Regions from separate parts of the Homo sapiens genome. Here region 2 is linked to region 1. The links are chromatin loops, found by intact Hi-C in ENCODE. Cell type or tissue: mammary epithelial cell. All regions are shown on one strand. Each heading gives the region's core, and the rest is flanking DNA. Links, peaks and the distances in the headings are about the cores only.

Evidence for each region. Hi-C counts contacts between places; a loop is a spot of excess contacts. Peaks named below come from ENCODE experiments on the same cell type or tissue, not always from the same donor. Only the 100,000 strongest peaks of a DNase experiment are listed, where the experiment ranks them.
Region 2: it touches region 1 in a loop (11-fold over the local background); 4 of 110 quality-filtered maps call a loop at or near these places.

What each region holds. Positions count from the first base shown.
Region 1 is chr10:120,943,921-120,954,967 of GRCh38, reverse strand. The region is part of intron 2 of LOC105378519 (a long non-coding RNA gene); the gene reads left to right. Among named protein-coding and RNA genes, the nearest start is that of WDR11, 98 kb to the right of the region's middle. In mammary epithelial cell, for the core only: a CTCF peak has its summit at 5,903 (motif pointing left); no DNase peak of the experiment used is centred there; H3K4me3 peaks cover 191 bases.
Region 2 is chr10:121,108,574-121,119,620 of GRCh38, reverse strand. It overlaps LOC124902515 (a long non-coding RNA gene), which reads left to right. Exons shown (of 2, transcript XR_007062318.1): 2 at 272-754. Among named protein-coding and RNA genes, the nearest start is that of LINC01153, 64 kb to the left of the region's middle. RefSeq lists an enhancer at 5,529-6,728. In mammary epithelial cell, for the core only: no CTCF peak of the experiment used is centred there; a DNase peak (open chromatin) is centred at 6,100; H3K27ac peaks cover 1,073 bases.

The DNA of each region.
Region 1 (11,047 bases), core at 3,568-8,567:
TTTGTATTCATATCCCGAGTCCCCCAGTTTAAACACATTAGAATTTCTATAAGTGGTTTTGATGAGAAAGGGTCACCTTCTCTTTTGATAGTTGGCCAAGTCCAACTAATGCCTAAGGACCTAGTTGAACCAGGGACTGGCTTAGCTATATCAATCAGTCACTCAGATATTTACTTTGTTTCCATCATGTGCCTGATACAATGCAAAATATTTTGATGGTTACCAAAGAAAAGTGCAATGTGGCTACAAGGCAATGAGACAGGTTTCATAGTAAAACATGGCACTTTTGTAATATGTAGTCCAGAACACCTTGTCTTTCACAGTAGTCCCTTAGAAGGCTGTGCATTTATTTCTGAGATGTAGCTGAGAAGGGCTCCTCCATCCTCTTGGAAATGTCTCCGGGCCCCTGGTCAGGTCTCAGCTGGCTGTTACCATTGTAACATTTCCTATTCCGGATCCATTGTCATCCTGCAGAGTTATCTGCATTGTTTGCTGGAGTCGGCTTTCAATATCTTTTGTCTGTTCTCACAAATCAAATATATGCCCAACAGTGGAAAGGTAGCCACACCCACCAAATAGCTAGAAAAATGTCCAGTAGCCTTGAAAGGCAAATCCCAAAGTATACTTTTAAACTCTCTGGCAGATTATATTTTCCAAAACAATACTTCTCATCCTACATGCTTTTTGAGAAACTTACCATTCACCCATTGAGAGGTGGAGTGTAATTCCTCTCCCCTTAAAACAGGATGGGCTTCTGACTCACATGTACTCAATAGAATGCAGTGGAAGTAATGTTGTCAGACTTCAGTAGCCAGATCATAAAGCAATTCAGCTCTGCCATGGCAACAGAAAACTAACTGGAGCCCTGAGAATCACTCTGACTGTTCTGACTGCCATGTTGTGAGGAAGCCCAAGCTATCCTACATGCAGAAACCACGTGACAACAAAGGGTGAGAGATTCCCAGTCAACCCCCAGCTGCTCACCCTCCCCCTCTCCCAGCCCCAGCCACACTGTCTGACTGTAACTGCATAAGAGACCCAGGACCATTTAATCAAGCCCCTCTCAATTTCCTGTCCCACAGAAACTGGGAGAGACAATAAAATGTTGTTTTAAGCATAGCCATTGGTATGCTGTAGATTTTTCTCCATAAAAAAAAAAAAAAGCCACCCTGATTTGTAGCGTTCGGCTATTTCTGTGGTGTAAAACTCCTACAATGGCCAATCTTAAGCTACTAATGTGATAAACAACAGTTGGGAAGAGATGCACACAATTGGTTCTCACAAGTAGCATGCGCGGACTCCTGCACACCCCTGTATACAGCACTAGAGTAAATCTTTAAAAGGGACGGCTCTGAAGGCCAATTGTGCTCCTGAGCGTGTTTTAAAGTTCTTTTTCCAGTTTATGCGACAGAGTCCAGAGCTAGGAAGCATTGGGATTGGTGGAGTCTATCTGCGCCTATCTTTGGCCAAGACACAGAATCATGGTAGACAGAGCACAGAAACATCTACCCAACCCTAAGCCACCCCTAATTTGACAGTATCTTCCACAATACACAAAAAGGTAGGGGAGCAAGACCCGCACCTGCGGAGAGGTAGATACACAGATGGCTGTGGGCAAGAGAGGCCACAGCTCCTTGAGGGTTTTGAAAACTCTTCTTCCCTGACTGGGCTGCTCTGAGGGATTGGATGAGTGCAGAACAAACATTCAAGAAGCTCATGGGGTACCAGGCCCACTTCGTGAGAACGCAGCCATGTCTCCTGCTAAGCATATTTTCACCACCGCCTGGGAAAAACATCTGCCCCCACCAGCTGCCAACAGAGTCTGTGTGGGGAGATCAGACAGAGATGGTCAGGCTATTTTCAATAACTTGTTTTCTATCATAAATTTATATATTTTATTGTGGAAAAAATGAGCACATAAAAAGAGATAATTAAAATTATACACAATTCTCACTAACCCCACTGAAAACTTTTGGATTTTTTCTTTTAGTGTTTTGCTATATTCAATATGTACCTTTTGACATCCAAAGTCTTGCACTTAGCATGACATCGTGATCATGCCCCCACATCCTTAAATATTTAAAAAGTTAATGGCTGCGTATTATTCTAGCATTTGGATGATAGCCATTCTTGTTACTGGTTATATAGCTTATTTCTCAAAATGTTTAACTAATGCCCAAAGTGGACATCCCTGAAAATAAGTCTTTGTACTTTTATCTGATTGTAGAGCATTTGTAGAAATAGGAAAAAATTACAAAAGGATATGGCCACTTTTAAGGCCCTCAATCAATTACAGAAAGTTTCTGTCAGTGGAAAGTCACACCTGCAATGTGTAACGGTGCATGTCGTATAGGAATTTGACGGGCAAAATGAATTTTTATTTTGTTTTTGATATTTGAATATCTTGTTTATTGAATATTTGTATTTTTATTATTTACTTGTGTTCTTTGTCCAACTTAACTGTATTAGGATAGCACTTTTCTCATTGTTTTGCAATAAACTTTCACATAAAAATAAGATTCTTTCTGATATTTATCCAAACATCTTTCCAGTGTTACCGATATCTAGAAGTTTTAATGTTTCTGTCATCAAACTCAATAATCTTTTACTTTTTAACCTATTCCTAAGCTTTTATATCAACAAAGTCCTGCTCTCAAGATCTGAAGTTTACCTGTCTTTTATTTTTATGTTATTTTTGCATATAACTGTTAAATGCATGTGGAATTTATTTTGGTATAGGGATTACCTTTAATTTTTTCCATATGATTGGTCTTGACATCATTTATTGACTAATCTCTCTTTCCTCACAGATCTTTACCACATACTAATTTTTTTGTCTATATTACCTCTATTAAGGCCTGTGGTTGAGACATTCTGTTACATCGATTCTTCTGTTCACAGTTTAATTTGGCTATTGAAGCTTTAAAATACCATCCCCCCACCCTTTTCTCCCCATTGTGATAGAATACTTTTAATATACTTCTTTCTCAAAATATTCTGGGCTGAATTGTGCTACCAAAAATGTCTTAAAAGGCACAGTCCAGGCTACTGCAGACCTGGTGTGTATATAACTCTTGTTGACCTGAACAGCCAACATTGTCTCCCTCTATGAGGTCAAGTTTACAACTTTCTTCCAAAAAACTGATCTTTTGATTTTTCCCGGCTCACAGTGGCCTTTTGCTTTGGAATGGAGAAGCAAGAAGGACAGAGTGAAGGAACAGCTTGGGCCTTGCTGGGTCACGTTGACAGGAAATTAACATGTGTGGTCACCCTCTTTTTATTAAGAGGATCATGTGCTATTGGCCAGAAAGCAATAACTTGCACTTAGCTCTCTTCACCGCACCCTGGCAGAGGGGCACCCATAAATGAGACTGGTAGCTGCCAATTAAGGAACACTCAGCAAAGGGTAAAGTCTCTATCTGCAACCTTATCAACGAATTATCTTGGGTATGCTGCTATCACATGGCGGAATTCCACCATACCACCTGTGACATCCTTCCAGCTCTACGGTAGGGCCACTGGTTACAGGCAGCCCTATCCAAATCTTGCAATGAAATCCTCAAAGTGTCTGCCTTTGTTTCCTGAAACCAGCATTTGTCAGAACTCTTCAACAGCGCTGAATTTAGACATCTTTTTGTTTTCCTGAGCCTTCTTGCTTTGTGAATGATCCTTTCAAGATCCCAGGGATAAAAGTGTCCCCGAAGCATGAAACAGATAAAAAGCAATCGCTTTTATACGAGAAGAAGAAAGTTGAGTTTTCTTCCCTTCCTCTCATTAGTTTAAATTCTGACTGATTTAGACATTTGTTACACTTTCCCTGGAAATGTAAAAGTTTAATTTGGAATGCAGTCACGGAGCAAAAATTCTGCTGAGTATATAATGCAAAAATATGGTTGCTAATGAGTGGCACTGATTTAACAGGAAATAAGGAAGAAAAATACAAATTTTGGAAGAAAATAAGCAATTTTATAATGTTTCCACTTGTTCCAAATCCAACTTCATTGCTTCAAGGGGTAGCTTGGAAATTTTTCTCAAGAAAGCACAGTAAATATTCCTGAAGGCGATCTATTTTCTGGCCTGGAAGAAATGGGTAGAAATGACAAATTTCCTACAACAACCTCTGAGAAATTTGTGCTGATGACACCTCTGATGCTAAATTCTTCTTTCCACTAGCTATATACATATATATAGTGAAGAACAAAGAAGAGGGCAGCAAATTCCTGCTTTTTTTTTATTTAAAAAGAAAATCCTTTAAGTCCTTGTGGCTGCATTGTTTGTGTGTGAATGTTTGTGTGTGTGTTTTAAAGACATTTTGAGATAGTTTAGGGAGATGTCACAAAAACATCTTCCTCCCATTAGAAATTCTGATTTTACACCGTTAATTGGCATTTTCAAAACACCAAGCGCCCAGTTTGAAGTCTACAAATAAAACACAAACCCAGATGTTGCAGTTTACACTTGCATGCATTTAACACTTCATAAGTAGTTCATTAAACTGATAACACTTTAAACACTAACACTGGCTCTTTCAGACTCCCTCGGCTTGTAATTGTCCTGAGGCACCGAGTGAACCCTTCCTAGTCTGGGAACCACAGGAATTTACATTCTTGACGTGTGTCTCTTAATTATCGACACTCCGGGGTCCCTGGCTGACTCAGGGAGGGCCGGCTCGGGTCTGCACGCCCCAGTGACCGCGCAGAGGGACAAGCCGGAGGGCCGGTGGGCCAGGGACACCGAGCAGGGACACAGCCTTGGGACGCACGCAGGGCAGACGTCAGACACGGAACGGAGCGAGCTGGAGCCTCCCCACGTCCTCAAGCACCGCGGCTGGGTTTCCGCTGAGCCTCTTGGGTTTACTAAGCAGCTTCTTTCTGACTAGAACAGTTTTCCAGCAGTGCCTCTCCCCATGTTTAACGGCCTTGGAATGAATGTTCACCTCCCTCTTGCCTTTCCTTCCAAGGATGGCATTCCCGGCTGCCCAAGTTCTCTCTAGAAAATGGGAGACCTTGGCTTGGCGTGGGTCCCATCTCCAGGGAATAAGCCTCTAGGCCCTGGGGTGACTAGTATCGGACAGGCAGCGGAGGCCCTGGGTGTCCTCCTGTCCACTCACAGGACAGGCGCAGAACAAGGGAAGGGAAGGGTTGCTAACGGTGTGCCAGGCACCGTGCGCAGCTCCGCAAGCGTTTCGGTCAGTTCCACCACACGCAGATGCCGCAAGTACAGGGCGGACCTCGTCCCTGCTGCGGAGATGAGTCCAGGTCGCCTTGCCCGAGCTCACGCGGCTGCAGACGATGCGTCCCGCGGTGCCGACTGGGCGCGGGGCACTGTGCTTAGGAGCCCTGTGCTGCCCCATCTCCGTCAATCCTACCAACTGGTCGGGACCTTTATCATCCCCATTTTGCAAAAGAGAGAATGATGGTAGAAAGGAAGGAGGAATTGGGACTCAAGTCCGCCTGGCTGCCTTCTGACAGCGGGCTTGGCCTCTGAACTACAGCCTCCTCTGCAGACACAGGGTGTGCAAGGCGAGTTAGAGGGTCTCAAAGCCTGGGCCCAGAGATTTCACCCCAGGGGATGGAGAACCCGCTCTGTTCGCCCCTGTAGCCGGATCCGGACCCGGGGCGCCCTGCGCTCCCACGCCTCCCGCCCTAGGCATGATCCCCAGCCCCACGCAACTGATGCGGAAGGGATGGGTGACTGAGCGGCTGCTGATTGATTAACCTAGCTGGGCTGCAGCGAGGCCCGAGGAGGCCCGCAAGCTTCCTTCCCAGGCAGAGAGCCCCGCGGTCCCTCGGAGCCGGGAACCGTAGCCCGAACCCCTGCTCCGAGCCTGGAGTCCGGAGCTCGAGCCGAGAGCGCGAGCGGGAGCCGGACGTGCAGGGGCTCCGCGGCCGGGTGCACAGCGCCATCGCGTGGCCAGCTCGGGGCCGCGGCTCCCTCCCTGTAGAGGCGGCGATGGGCGGGACCACTGCGTCCCTTTAGGATCATCCCCTTATCTAATTAAACTAAAGAGCTGCACAGCAAAAGAAACTACCATCAGAGTGAACAGTCAACCTACAGAATGGGAGAAAATTTTTGCAACCTACTCATCTGACAAAGGGCTAATATCCAGAATCTACAATGAACAACAAATTTACAAGAAAAAAACAACCCCATCAAAAAGTGGGCGAAGGATATGAACAGACACTTCTCAAAAGAAGACATTTTTGCAGCCAGAAAACACATGAAAAAATGCTCATCATCACTGGTCATCAGAGAAATGCAAATCAAAACCACAGTGAGATACCATCTCACACCGGTTAGAATGGCGATCATTAAAAAGTCAGGAAACAACAGGTGCTGGAGAGGATGTGGAAAAATAGGAACACTTTTACACTGTTGGTGGGACTGTAAACTAGTTCAACCATTGTGGAAGTCAGTGTGGCGATTCCTCAGGGATCTAGAACTAGAAATACCATTTGACCCAGCCATCCCATTACTGGGTATATACCCAAAGGATTATAAATCATGCAGCTATAAAGACACATGCACACGTATATTTATAGCGGCACTATTCACAATAGCAAAGACTTGGAACCAACCTAAATGTCCAACAACGATAGGCTGGATTAAGAAAATGTGGCACATATACACCATGGAATACTATGCAGTCATAAAAAATGATGAGTTCATGTCCTTTGTAGGGACATGGATGAAACTGGAAACCATCATTCTCAGCAAAATATCACAAGGACGAAAAAACCAAACACCGCATGTTCTCACTCATAGGTGGGAATTGAACAATGAGAACACACGGACACAGGAAGGGGAACATTACACACTGGGGACTGTTGTGGGGTGGGGGGAGGGGGGAGGGATAGCATTAGGAGATATACCTAATGCTAAATGATGAGTTAATGGGTGCAGCACACCAACATGGCACATGTATACATATGTAACAAACCTGCACGTTGTGCACATGTACCCTAAAACTTCAAGTATAATATAAAAAAAAAAAAAGGATCATCCCCTTATCTCCAGCTCTGGTCTCCGGAGGCCCGTGTGGCTGGAGCAAAAAAGGCAATGGGCCGGTGGAGTCTTGTTTAGTGGGGACGCCGTGGTCAGCTCTGAGCTGTTCCTACTGTTCTTAGTGGAGGTAGCAAGACCCCCGTCTCTCCTGGTGGGTAGTGTGGATGTCGCACAGACAGAAGCTCAGGTGGCAAAGGGTCGTGGAAACTTCTGCACCTTCCAGAATACGTGGGTCCATGGACGTGGACCCACGGCCACGTTAAGGCTCATGTTCATTTGTTCAGTTCACTTATTTAATTCATTTGTTCAGTGGTTCCTTCATTAATTCAGTCAATAATATTGTCTTGAGCACTTACTGTGTGCCAGAACCCAAGGTCGGGGCTAAGGATAGAAAAGAGAACTCGGGAGGCTGAAGCAGGAGAATCGCTTGAACCCGGGAGGCGGAGGTTGCAGTGAGCCGAGATCACCACTGCACTCCAGCCTGGGTGACAGAGTGAGAGTCTCCGTCTCAAAAATAGAAAAAAAAAAGAAAGAAAGAAAGAAAGAAAAAGTAACAGAAAAGATGGCTTACAGTCTTTCTTGCCAGTCTCATGAGGCCAGAATATTTGAAAAAAGCATAAATTAAGATACACAGGATTATGAAACAAACCGATTATACTGTCATGCAGTTATCAAAATATTTTTAAGTGGTGCTATACTCGTATATGTTCTTCGTTGATAGAGGATGTAACAGGATCTACAGACCAATCTATTAACTACAGTCATTTCAAAATAGTGATTAGCCCAGCTGATATTTTGAGATAACTGCATCAACTACGACGTGATAGAAAAACAGCTGTGATTTCTGTTGGAGACAAAGTCACAGACACTGCTAATACACTGTGGCTTGTTGCCGATTTTCATAATTGAGTAAATTGTTAAATCTCAGACAGTGAAAATAATGATATAAATATTTTCCTGTCCAAGTTCATAGACCCCCCTCCTCCAGATTTTATTCACAGACTCCTCGATTAAAAAGCCAGATCGGTGAGCAGAAATAAACAGGGTGAGTGTGGACAGTGATGAGCACTTGGAGGAAATCAACAGGGAGAGAGACTAACGATAAAATCAGAAGGGAGGCCCTGTGTGGGATGCAATGGTCGGGAAACGCCTGGATGAGACCACAGTTCACTCTAAAAGCCCCATACAGAGGTCGGAAACAGCTACCAGGGACTCTGATTTAGCCTGTAAATCTGCACAGTCTTCTTGAACATTTAGATCTGGTGTTCAGGACTGGACTCGGCTTTTGACCACAAGGCCTCCCAATCCGGGAAGTCCAGGTCAGCCTCGTGGACATCCAGAGATTTCATCCCAGGGCACTGAAAGTGAAATCTCTGCCTGGGCCCTGAAGCCACTTGATTTTGCAACTTTACCACCTAAACTTTCCTGGGTCACTCTTGGGGCAACCCATCCAGGGCAAGGGTAGTTTGCATGGCAAATGGAACTTTCCAAAGTTTAACTTGAAAAAGATGGTCGGCATCGGTGTCCTATTTAGAAACCAGGCTCCTTCCAGCCTGGGGATCCCCTGAACCTTCCAGATCTTTATCCAACTTTCATTCAAGCTGTGATTCCCCGGTGCCCCTTCTAAGCCAGCAGCTGTGTGACATCTCTGTTCTCATCCACCCATTTCCAGGCAGCAGCGTGTTGGGGGTGGTTAGGGAGTGTAGTGCTGGGTCACAGGCAGCCTTTGTAACTGCATATGAACCAGTGTGGCAAGCTTGCAGGATGATGTCAGAGCTGGCACCGGCAAAGAACAACTTTGTTGACAAGAAGATTAATTAGACAAATGTAGTGCCCATCAGTTATTGCCACCGCCTCCTCGGGGGTCAGCTCTAGTCAGGCCTTTGCTAGAGATTTTTTTTTTCATCTTTTTAGAGAAAGCTTAATCTCCTAACAAGGCAGCCAAGAAACAGTTCATGGCGTGCCAGAAGAGCAAGTGCATACAAGCATGTTCTGAAGTGAGGGTGCCTGCACACCGCCAGGCTGCAGGGCTGGGGCTGGCCCAGGCTTGGAGCCAACTGGGCCTCTTCCTTCTACCTGTACAGACCCAGCCCCAGGAAGCGTGTTGAGCCCCGAATCCTTCCTCACAAGAGAAGACACCCATTTGTGAGCTCTCTTGGCCTCTCTTCCTCTCTTTCCTGGGAGAGCTGCCCCTTTCATGGAGGGGCGGGCAGACAGCCATGCAGGGTCTTCAGAGCTCGGAGGCTTCCGCCACCTACACCTTCCCTCTTTATCCAAAAGGCACCTGCCCCATTGTCCCATTGTGGGAAGAGGCAATGAATGAATTGCTGAGTGGTAGCGGCCTTATTCATCATTCATCAAATACTCAGTAGGTTTATGGGCATATTATATCCCAGCAACACTGCAGTAAAGGAATGATTCCCATGTATCAGGCCCTGGCCCTGGGGAAGGGGTTATATTCTAGAGGGGGAGGCATGGCAATGAGTAAAATAAATACTCCAAGAAGCTCATCTGCACCAGTGGTAAAGGCCAAGAAGGAGCTAGGAGAGGGGATGTGGTGTTGAGGGCCGGGAGATGGCAGCCATTTTGGAAAAGGTGCCCCTGAGGAGGTGAAATTGAATTGAAACTTGAGGAGGGAGAGAATCTGTGGGGAAGAGCTGACTTCCTGTTGGCTGCAGGGGACAGGAAACTGAGAGTGCCAAGGGAGGGGATGTTCTGTGGATATCTGTTGACTGCATGAATAAAACAAAATGTTTCCAAGCTGTGCTTCTCACACTTTAGTGTTGTGTTAGAATCCTTGGGAAGGAGGGTCTTGTTAAAACATAGATGTCCAGCTCCACTGATTCAGAAGGGCTGGTGCAGGGCCCAGAGAGCTGCATTTTAACAGCCCCCGCCTCCAGGCAGCCCTCCCAGTCCCTCCTGGAGCCCCATCTCCAGGCAGGCGCTCAGCCCTGGATTGCAGCCCTGTCTGTCTGTCAGGCCTACCTGAGGTTTCAGAAAGGCCTCACAGTCAGGCTCCCAGGGGCCCAAAGCCAGTGTGGCTTCAGTGGGACCAACCTGACAGCTCCTTATAACTCTAAGGCCTCCACCTCCCACTGGCCAGCAAGGAGCCCTGGTGGGCAGGGGTGGGGCCTGCTCTGTCTCATCAGGCTATGCCCTATCTAGGGCAAGGGGTCCCTGGGGCTGGGGATGGGCTTCCCCTGGATCCTGTACCCTGCCTTTTAGAGTCACGGATACCTGGAACCCTGAGCCAACCTCCAGGTTTGTGTGGGCCTCTCTCCCTGGGTCCATCATTCTTCTGTGGGTGATGGCTCAGCTGGAACTGGGTGGGGGCGTGGATATGTGGGGCTAGTGGGTATACACACCTGTACACACACACACACGTGTGTGCACTAAAAAGCCAAGTGGGGTGAGGCGTGAAGGGGGTAGGCTGCAGCCTGGCTCTCTGTGCTGCCTTTTTTCGAAAGTCAACTCCTCAGAATTCTAAATTCAAACCTTGCCTTCATGATGATGAAGATGTATTTACCAAGGTAGAAAAATTATGGGTTTTATCTTCTAACAACTGATTGGATTGGTAACCTTTTTTTTTTTTGAGACGGAGCCTTACTCTGTCACCCAAGCTGGAGTGCAATGGCGTGACCTTGGCTCACTGCAACCTCCACCTCCTGGGTTCAAGCGATTCTCCTGCCTCGGCCTCCCAAGTAGCAGGGATTACAGGTGCACGGCGCCGTGCACGGCGCCATGCCCGGCTAATTTTTTTTGTATTTTACTAGAGACGGGGTTTCACTGTGTTGCCCAGGCTGGTCTCGAACTCCTGAACTCAGGCAGTCCACCCGCCTCGGCCTCCCAAAGTGCTAGGATTACAGGCATGAGCCACTATGCCCGGCCCCGGATTGATAACTTTTTAATAATTGACACATGGTATGGGAACTTCGCTTTTATTCTCATCTTGGGCCCCCAGAATGTTAGGATGATTGGAGAGAGTTGCAGGGAAGGTACCAGAACCAAGGAATTTTCCCCGTGGATGAGAAGTATGATTCCA
Region 2 (11,047 bases), core at 3,543-8,542, 160 kb before region 1:
ACTTTGGGCAGGCTACCTCCAAGCATCAGTTTCCTCGTCTGTAAAATGGGGATAATTATAACATCTATCTCTTATGGTTTCCATCAGGATTAATAATATAATACCTGAAAAGCATTTGGCACGGTACCCAGCAGATTAAGCCCCAGTCTATACAATGTGTTAGCATCAATGTCATCTTTCATAGCTTTCATGAATTCATTTCTTCTAGCCTTCATCCCAGTGGCCTCTGCTCTTCACTTCCTTAACTTGCTTATCCATTTTTTTTCTTCAGATGATCATGTGAAATAAGAACATTATCAGAGACAGTGAATTTCTCATGGAAGAAACAATCAGCACTCCACAGGAAGGCAAATGCAGGGTCTTCCCCAGAAAGCCCAAGCCCTGTCTCAGTTGTGGCCAACTCTCAGAGATGTAGGTGGTGCAGGTGCTATTCGTAACCTCAGCCCATCCAAGAGCATCTGGAGAAGGGCTTCAGGGTTGATCTTGACTTCTGCAGAGTCAACCACCAGAGTCCTTCAGATCCATGCCTGGCACAGCATTCCTCTGACCCTGACTGACATTCCCCACTCATCTCTGATTTCAGAAGCCGGACACCCTTGGAGATAAAGACTCCATGGCAATGCAAAATGATCACCTGAAGGCCAATCAGGGTCAACACAGCTTTTCTAGACTGCAGAAATGCCAAATATCAACTGTTCTCCTCCAGTATTTTAAATTTAAAATAAAAATGTCAGTCAGCCCTTTTCCTCTTTCATCTAGGACTTGTGCAGTCTGTGATCTAACTCCTAAGTTTCTAAGGCTAGTGGTTGGTTGTATTTCTGGGCTTTAGGGTACAAAGACCCTGTGTGTTTGTTTCTTCTTCTTAGCATCCTTTTTACACCAGTAGGAGAACTAGTTTCTAGGGTATCTACTAGTTTCTAGGTCTGTAGAGGACATATTCTGTGTGACCAGGCTGCAGGTTAGTATCTCTATAACTGTGTATTGTTTGGCCTCCTCACAGAAATGTCAGGTCTTTTTGATAGAGCTGAAAAACGCTACATCCGCTCCTTTGCTAGAAAAGATTCAATGTAAAGATTAGTTATAGGAACAATAGCCCCTTTTTAACCTCATTTTTATGTTACACATTCCTCTGATTTTGCTAGCCCTGCCTCTCTCCAAACAATCAGGGCTCTGTCAGAAAGCTTTCAACCATGTTTCGAGCACCTTTGAAAAACAACACACACATGTGCATGCACACACACACACAAAGCACAATGTGTGCACTTCATAGTTAGCTTCATCCATAGGAAATATGTAGAAAAAATGGAATTAACTCTAAAGCATGAAGTTGGTGGGTAAGGGATCAGGGCTCTAGAGCTAGCAATGCCCCTGCCTCACTGCAGTGCCCTGTGACAGGTTGTTAGCCCTCTGGCCCTATTGACTCATCTGCATTACAGGACATTGGATTTGTTGATCTAGGTGGGAATGGAGCCCCTCCCTCTACAGTATATCTGTATCTCAACTTCAGGCTGGGATTTACTGATTCTTTGTGTTTCCCTCTTGTTTTCTTTTTTCTTTTTTCATTTTTAGAGATTTATAGAACAAAATTTAAAAAGAAAGTAACCTTTTATTTCTACTACCTCAAATTAGTAGATTGATATATAGTCCTCCCTTGCTATTAGTAGGGGATTGATTTCAGGACTCCGAGAGATACCAAACTCTGAGGATGCTCAAGTCCCTGATATAAAATGGCATAGTATTTGCATATAACTTACACATATCCTCCCATATACTTTAAATAATCTCTAGATTACTTATAATACCTAATACAATGTAAATGCTGTATAAATAATTGTTACACTGTATTTTTTCTTATCTGTACTGTTATTTTTCTGTGTTCCTTTCCTTCAATATTTTCAATCCATGGTGGGTTGAATCTGCAGATGCGGAAACCATGGATAAGGAGGGGTGACTGTATATACATCCAGAATCTCTTTCTCTTCTCTTGACCTCTTTTTTTTTAAATTGGAAACTTTTATTTTAGCTTCAGGGGTACATTTGTAGTTTGTTATATAGGTAAATTGCATATCACAGGGGCTTGGTGTACAGATTACTTCATCGCCCAGGTAACAAGCATAGTACCCAACAGGTAGTTTTTCAATCATCGCCCTTCTACCCTCTATCCTTAAGTAAGCCCCAGTGTCTGTTGTTCTCTTCTTTGCATCCACGTGTACTCAATGTTTAGCTCTCACTTATAAGTGAGAATATGCGGTGTTTGGTTTTCTGTTCCTGCATTAGTTTGCTTAGGATAATGGCTTCCAGCTCCCCACATGTTGCTGCAAAGGATATGATCTTGTTCTTTTTTATGACTGTGTAGTATTCCATGGTATATATGTACATTTATTTTATCCAGTCTACCACTGAAGGACATTTAGGTTGATTCCAAATCTTTGTTATTGTGAATAGTGCTGCAATGAACATATGTGTGCATGTGTCTTTATGGCAGAATGATTTATATTCCTTTGGGTATATACCAATTGTGGGATTGCTGGGTCAAACAGTAGTTCTGTTTTAATTTCTTTGAGAAACTGCCAAACTCCTTTCCACAATGGACGAACTAATTTACATTCCTACCAGCAGTGTATAAGCATTCCCTTTTCTCTGAGGCCTCGCCAGCATCTGTTATTTTTTGAATTTTTAGTAATAGGCATTCTGACTAGTGTGAGATGGTCTCACTGTAGTTTTGATTTGCATTTCACCAATGATTAGTGATGTTAAGCATTTTTTCATATGCTTGTTGGCCACGTGTATACTTTCTTTTGAAAAGTGTCTGTTCATATCCTTTGCCCACTTTTTAATTGAGTTGTTCATTTTTTTCCTTGTTAGTTTGTTTAAATTCCTTATAGATTCTGGATATTAGACTTTTAGGTCGGATGCATAGTTTGCAAATCTTTTCTCCCATTCTGCAGGTTGTCTGTTTACTCTGCTGATAGTTTCTTTTGCTGTGCAGAAGCTCTTTAGTTAAATTAGTTCCCATTTGTCAATTTTTGTTTTATTAAAATCTTTGTCTACTAATTCCAACATTTGTGTCATCTCGGTATCAGTTTCAATAACTACTTTCATCTTTGGATATGGGTCACATTTGCTTCTTTCTTTTCATATTTTGTTTTTAAATTGTCTCCCCTACATTGTGTAATATATGTTACAGATTCTCTGGATTCTGTTATTTTCCTTTGAAGAGTGTGAATTTTTTTTTCTAGCCAGGAGTTAAATTACTATCTAATCATCTTGAACCTGTGGAGGCTTGAGTTTATACTTTGTTAGGATGGGTTCATTTTGTTTTTTCCCTTTGTCTAAGGGCAAATTCTTAGTTCTAGGATATAGTCTTTATTTATCAGAATGACCCTTCTGAAATTTCAATGAAAAACCTCAGCTATTTATCAAGCACCTATAATCTGGCAGGATTCAGACTCAACACTAGTTTCCCTGCTAAGGCCAGCAGCTGAAATCTCTGCTCAGCCTTTTAATCCTTCTAGCTGTATCTTTCTGCTACAATCTCAGGAGTTCCCCTAACTATGCACAGATCAGAGATCAGCCAGGGACTTAAATAAAAGACATATGCATACTTGGGGGCTCTCAATGTCAACTTTCTGTGATTTCCTCCCTCATTTTTCACATGCTTCGGCTGTCCAAAACTTAATTTTCTAGTATCTCAAACCAACTACTCTGTGGTTTACTGCTTCAGTTTGAGCCACCCAACACTTTGTAGACTAAGGGGTTGCCCTCAAGGAAAAATCGTATAAACATAGATCTCACCCAATGTAACTGTAACTCCCATCTGCCAAGGGTTGAATCTCTTCCAGTACTGCCTGACTTTGATTGCTCTCTAGCATATTTAAATAGTTGTTTTAAAAAATATTTTGTCCAGAGTTAGCCCAATAGTAGCTGCTTCACCCTTATTGGAATTGAAACCCCATAGTAATTTGATTTTTAATAGTATGTATTCCGTACCATTATGTACAATAATAATGAGTTGTTGTTATCCTCATTTTGTTTCCTTAGACCTGGGTCTCCATTTTTATCTCACTTTGTTGATTTAACATCTTATCTTAGTGTTATTGCTTTAAAAAAAATAGAATTTTCATTTATTCAGTAGCACTGTGCACTGTCCAAAAGAGGATATGCCATGTTAAGATGTTGTTGATGGGAGAATAAGTCCTACCTGGCAATGTCATTGATTCATTTTCAGCTTTGTATTCACAATGTCATCTTGCTCAAAATTGTGTTGTCAGCAGTTCATATGTTTACATACAATTTTATGAATTAGGACTCCTTTTGTTGCAAATGACACAAATTCTGTCTCAAATTGGCTTAAGCATGAAAGAAAACTTATTAACATAAGTACAGGGATTTGTCATTTTGCATGCTTCTTGATCCAGGGGCTGAAATGATGTTCCTCGGTCTCAGTCTCCATCTCTCCACCTCTCTCCTACACCCTTTGTGGAGCATGAGCTCCATTCTCAGCCGACTCATCTCATGATGGCAAAATGGCCACTCAAGCTCACTCTGGGCCAGGTTCAAGTCCAATAGGAATAATCTCGTTCAGCAAGAGTCATTGATTCTCATTGGCTCTGACTGCAACATCACCTATCCCTGAACCAATCAGTGTGGAGGGAGAATGTGATCCTCTGATTGGCAGGCCTGAGTCAGTGGCCTCTTCCCAACACAGAGCTGGAGCCAGCTCCACTAAAGTGCAAGGGTTGATGGTAGAGGAAAAAGTAGTTTTCCAAAGAAATACTGTAGCAGGTTCAATAGAAGAAAAATCATAGGACTCTGGAAGGCCATGGAACAACACATTTGCTATAACAGAGTAGTGTATTGGTTGTGGGTTTGGTCCAGGTGTTATTTTAAAGCTGAATGGCTTGAGGAGTTTAAACTTTCTGCTCATCACTTAACCTTTGGGGTATGTTTCAGAGCCTATAGGAACTGCCCTGGAGGAATCCATGTGTATTTCTTAAGCAAATACTCTGAGATACTCTCAAGAAGCAGGGAGGTTCCTGTGGCCCAACTACCATTTATCAAACCACTCCAGGAATATTGGAGATAACATAAGTGTTTGAATTTTATAAAATTAAATAGAAAATTATTTCTTTAGGGTATTATTATCAAACATCCATTTACAAATATTTAATATTCTTAGCAAAAAATCCAATGATAGGGTCTGTAGAGGATACTAAAGGTTTGCTCAGATCTTGCCTTCTTATTTATCCCTGCTTAAAAAAAAAGTGAGACTCTATTCTGGGTACAGTCTGGTTTTGCAAAGCTTTAAATCTTCAGAGGAATATGTAGAAGAAAAGATCTGAGAACCCTATACGGAATTTGTTTTGAGTAAACCAGACAAAACTAGGAAGAACTAGATTGAGCTCTTTTGCTATGTAGCATGAAAAAGAATTATTCTGTGGGACAGACTAAAGCCACTTTGGGTGTATTTTTTCTCTAGGGCACTTAACTTTATTTATGGTCTCTGTTTCTTGTCACTTCTCAGGTTATCTGGGAACTTTCAAGGCATTTGCTGGCTGGTTAGTTTCTATTAATCAATGTAAGCATCGTCGCATCCTAAGCCTGGATTTTGCTGTCCTGGTAGATAAAGAGGTTATCATCATGTTATTCTCACATCTAACCTTTAGAAGTTAAAAAAATTAAAATTCCACTTCTGAGGATTTTCACAGATCTCTTATTCCAGTTTGATGTATGGAGGCGAGTGCTCAACTTGATACTCTTAGGATTAAGAGCAGGTTTGGGGCCCTTAGGGTTTTTATTTCTTAAATGTCTAACCCATTTCTGGGATATTTCCATAATATTCTTAACTAGCACAATATCCTCTACCCCAGAGGCTAAGAAGAAAACCAATGACTATTTCTTGCATTTGCAAGCCTTTGGGGCAAAGAGTCTTGTACTGTGGGTCTCTCAGAGCAGAGGGAGGCACAGATATTTTCAAGTACTGGTTGTATTCCATTTGATTAAAAGGTAAATACCTAGCATTTTTAAGAGATAAGTAAGTTGGAACTTAAAACACTTAAAAACAACCTATTGCAAGCTGCCCAGTATCTGATGACTCACAAGCCTTTCCAGGTGACCAGGGTTTGACTGAATGCCTGACTTGGCTGGGGATCCCAGGTGGCTGCTTGAACCTCTTGAGATGGTCTCTGACTAAGGACTGTGCCATTTGGGGGACATCTTTTCATATGATCCACTTGCTTCCTAGAATACGAGTGACGCCTCTCAGAGAGGGGCGAGGAGGCTGGCACGGAGGGACTTCGAGGAGATTGTAACTGGCAAATCTGCTTTGCCAAGGACCCTTCCAGCCTCCAGCCTGTGCCACCCCACTCTGATCAAACCTCTGAATCACAATTCATGTGATTTTGAAAAAGCACAACCCTGACCTTGTCACTACCCTGATGAAAACGCAAATGTCACCTTGTCACTGCAAGGTTACAACACTTTGGCGACCTCCTGCCACCCCCACTCCTTTCAGGATGAAGCCCAGATTCCTGTGTGTGCCCTGCAAAGCCCTGAAGGTCTGGCCCTGCTGCCCTCCAGCCTCAGCTTTGCTGCGCCCCCGCACTGGGAGCTGCAGACCTGGGAAAATGTTGCTTTCTCCCAGCCCTCTCCACTCTGCTGACTTCTCTGCCTGGCACCTTCACCTCCCTCTCTTTTTCTCAGCCTCTAGCTCAGATATCAACTTCCCCAGGGGGTCTCCCTAACACTCCCCTCCCTGAAATCTGAGCCACAGAGCCTCCACCTGCTCCCTCCTCTGGACTCTGGAACAAATCCATCCTCAGCATTGTGTCCTTGGGGCCCCAGCATGTGCCTGGCACGTTATGGATGTCCAGTAAATATTTGTTGAATTAATTTAAGCATAGTTTACAATTTTTTCCCTAGGTGGGGCTATGGGGCAGAAAAAAAAATGGTGGAGAGCCATTTGTTTTGCTTCCTCTTAATTTTTTTTTGAAAGTTATATCATTTGAGAATGTGTGTGTGTGTGTGTGTGTGTCTGTGTGTGTCTGCGTTTTAGTATCCTTCAGTATCTGCCATTTTGCAAAGGGCCTTTCTTGATCTATGGCTATCAGGACTGAATATCAGATAACCAAGAGCCTGGGGAGTGGTTTACTTGGATTTGGAGAGGTGAAACTGATGAATGGAGCCATTCCTTCATGATCTGAACTATACTTGTTTATAAATAATGAATAGTGATGAAGTATTTCCTCCTAGCTTTGTTTTGTTTTGTTTTGTTTTCCTTAAGACATCTTGCCTTGGGAAAGTGGGAGGAGAACTTGGAAAACTGTCCCTTGAAACATTCATTAACTGAAAAATGGGGAAAATATATGTCTCATGGAAATGCAGCTTAGCTATCATACATATGGAATGCATTTTATTCGAGTCAAAAAGTTTCTGAAGAAAAGAATCCCATAAATATACAAACTGCTTTATTTTGTTATTCAACTCAATTCAAAAAATGCTACAGGGAATTTAATATGAGAAACGTTGGCTTTTGAAGACCACACCTAAAATTTTATTATTGTTGGCATATTTATTGAAACATGTAGCATACATGATTGATTTATTTCCATGCTGTTTTGCTGAGCTCATGTTTATGTCTTGATTTCGGTTCAAGGCTGAGTTGTGTCTTTGGAATCTTATTTGAAAGGTTTTTTACAATGCGAGAATAGGTTCATTTTGATTTTTATTTCTGCAAGTAGCAGAACTGCTCTTGGAACTTCCTTTTTATGGAAAAAGTGTTAAATTAGATAGTGCTGATTAGGAGATTTTCTGGGAGACTTTCTCTCAGAAGTGTCTTCCAGATGCGTTCTCCTCACTGGCTCAGACCTTCATAGCAGGACTACCTGGGTCAGGGTTGAGAATGCACATCACTTTTTGATATGGCGTGCTGCTTATCCCAAACAGACAAATAGATCTTGTAGGATCTCAGTTTGGGTTGAGAATCATAGGCTTGTCTGAAATGTGCATGCAGCTTATGCTTTCTCCTGTTTCTTTGACAACACTGAAGTAAAATACATTTAAAGAGAAGATAAGACCCTGGCCAGTTGAATGGAAAATAATAAAATAAGTATCCTACCACTAAACACAGATTTCTTTTCACCAGCTCTGAGCCACCTCTGACATGATCAAGGGTCTTTGGGGAGATGCCCTGGACTTGCATCAAGTGAAGAAAATATTCCAGCAAAGTTCGATTATGAGAATTTCTCTTATTGAAAGATGCCCTTTGTGGAAATGAGGAGGGAAGAGTGAGGGGGACTTGGAGCTTGGCTGACAGACTGGAGAGGGCTGCCCCTCTCTTAGAAAACAATCCACCTGGGCTCCAGTATCCTGAGACCACTGCAATCCCAGCTCTTCTTGTTATAGATCCTCAAGAGTGGATCCTAAGTGCTGCATCTTCTGTTGAGTAATAAATGAAGTGTCAACTTGCCTTTAGGGGCCAAGTTAGAAAAAAATTCATACTAATTAAGAGAGTTGTTCACCCTGTGAAACCTTCAATAAGGAGGTAGGGAGGGGTGGGAAGGGAGGTATACCAGAGGGAAGACCAGATGGATACTCATCTCCCAGTTCACATTTACTCAGGCACTTGGTAATCAAAAAAGAATTGCCTTTACTATTTAAATTGTTATTCTTCCTTTCCCTTCCCTAACCCACCCAGCTTCACCCACACCCCTTTCATGCTTGCCAATAATTAAATGTGTATGTGATGTTATCCCATTATAAACCAACTAAGAGACTTCATGATGGTAGGGAGCCTGTCAGTTTCAATCATTCCTGTATTGCTGGTGCCTACAGTGTCTGCTGTTTTCTGTAAATGTTTGTTAAATGAAGTGAATTATTTAGGAAGGGAGGACAGGAGAAAAAGAAAACAATAGTAGATGTTCCAAGAGGTATGAAATGGGTGATATCAATTTTGAATCACAGCAGTAACTCCATCAGGTGAAACTGATCAAGGGCAGCTTCCTGAAGAGTTTGGGATTTGAGGTGGTCTCTGACAATGGAGTTCAATTAAATAGGAAGATGGCATCTGAAAGATACAAACACTGAATAAGGGGAGGCAGGAAGTTATAAGCTGTGATCCCAGAATTCTGGGTAGACCAGTTAGCTGAGCAGGTTAGTAGGACAAAAATAGAAAATGTGCATAATTAATCCAGAAGTTGGACTGATCTGAATTAGTAATTAAGTAAAATTTTATATTTCTAGAATTGTAAATTTTATATTTCTGCCTTTTCTCCCATCCATCCTCTCTGACTTCTCAATTTCCCAGTAGGCTTCTCTTTCCGGAACTTCCCTTGGATTGGAAGTCTATTGGTTAAATGTCCCTGAGTAGGACCTGAGGAGGTGCTCAGGTGTTACAATTCCTGAAATTGGGGTTCTCAGTGACTAACATGGACAAGTCCATAATCTCCATGAAATGTGATACAAATGGGTAAAATAAAAGTGCTTCAAAATATATGGTGCAAAATCAAGGTGAATGTGATTTCTATACATTTTTTTCAAATATGTATTTATAGGGAAAAAGGAAGTTTTTTAAGAAGGGAAATATACTGAATGACGGTTGTGGATTTGGGTAGATAGAATAATTCATACACTGAAGATGGCTTAGTTATCTAAAAAGTGTTAACCAGTGGGGAATGCAGACAAGTTCCAAACATTTCTCAGCGCTCTAATGATAGAGCAAATGCAATAATCAGCAGCACATTTCCTGCATTACTATGCAAATCATGCTACCACTAAATTAATAGTTGTCATTTGTTGTGTTTCCTGGTTTCTCTTATCCCTTTCATTTTGGTATCAGAGATTAAGATAAAAGGCATACTTCTATTATCAGTCAACTTTTGACTGCATGTATTTTTCACTCTTTTTGGCCAAGCTCTAGTTCACTGACACAGACTTAATGGAAAGAAATGATAGTACTATTAAAAAATAATTATGGACTTAAAATAGCAGGCACATTTTTAACCACCATGGTTATAACAGAGATGGGTTATGATTAGAACCTTAAGCATAACTGTGAATTATCTTCCTTCTGCTGTTGGGAGCACAGGGGGAGGGGTAAACATTGATTCTGAATGACATTTTTCCTTTTAGAAATTATTTGGATAGAGACATCATCTAGGGATAATTTTGCTGCAGCATGCTCCAATAAGCCAGTTTAATGGTGTATCAGTGATTCCCAAGGTGGGTGGGGAGGGTGAGCTGTGTATCAGCACCAGCAGGTGCATCTTCAATGTATGCCCTTCCTCTGGAGATTCTGACATGTAACTTAAGGGAGACCATTCTCCTTACTCCGTGCCACTATGAACAACTTCCATTTATGAGTTACAGAATGTTCTTTAGCTATATGCGGATAAAGAAGGGTTGAGAACCACTGGTCTGAATGCATTTTATCACTACGAGAATTAGGCCACTGTTGCTTAACTCTCATATATTATAGGATAAGGTTAGCTACCAATTCCTGAGTTACATGCTAGGTCTTTGCTACGTGCTTACATACATATGTCCAATCTAAATATTATTCTCACTTAGAGGTGAAGAAGTGAAGGCTTGGTATATGGATAGTCCAATAAAATGGATTGTCCAAGACTACCTGCTAGGTGGCATTGCAGGGATTTACATCCTAGCTTTTCTGGCTAAATTAACAAAGCCCCTATTGATTCAAATAACTGGGGCATGACCCTGTAAAGAACGTCTGTTTTTACCTGTCACCATCTCTTTCTGTCTTAGGGTAGCAGCACCCTGACTTTCTTTTAGGGATCATTCCTTGCTCACTCTTAGTTCACGTGGCTCTAGTACAGTCAATTCCCCCACTGACTCCTGGGATGGGCACTTTCCCTGGCATAGCCAGTCAATCAGCACATCCTGTAACTCCAGCCCCAGTGATTGGTCCAGGGATGGGCACATGACCCAAGCAGGGAAACCAGAACCGATTCTAGGATTTAGGCTGAAATTTGAGAAAGAATCCACCAGGATTGCTAAGACAGAGCATAAGCCTGGAGCTGCTTGAAGG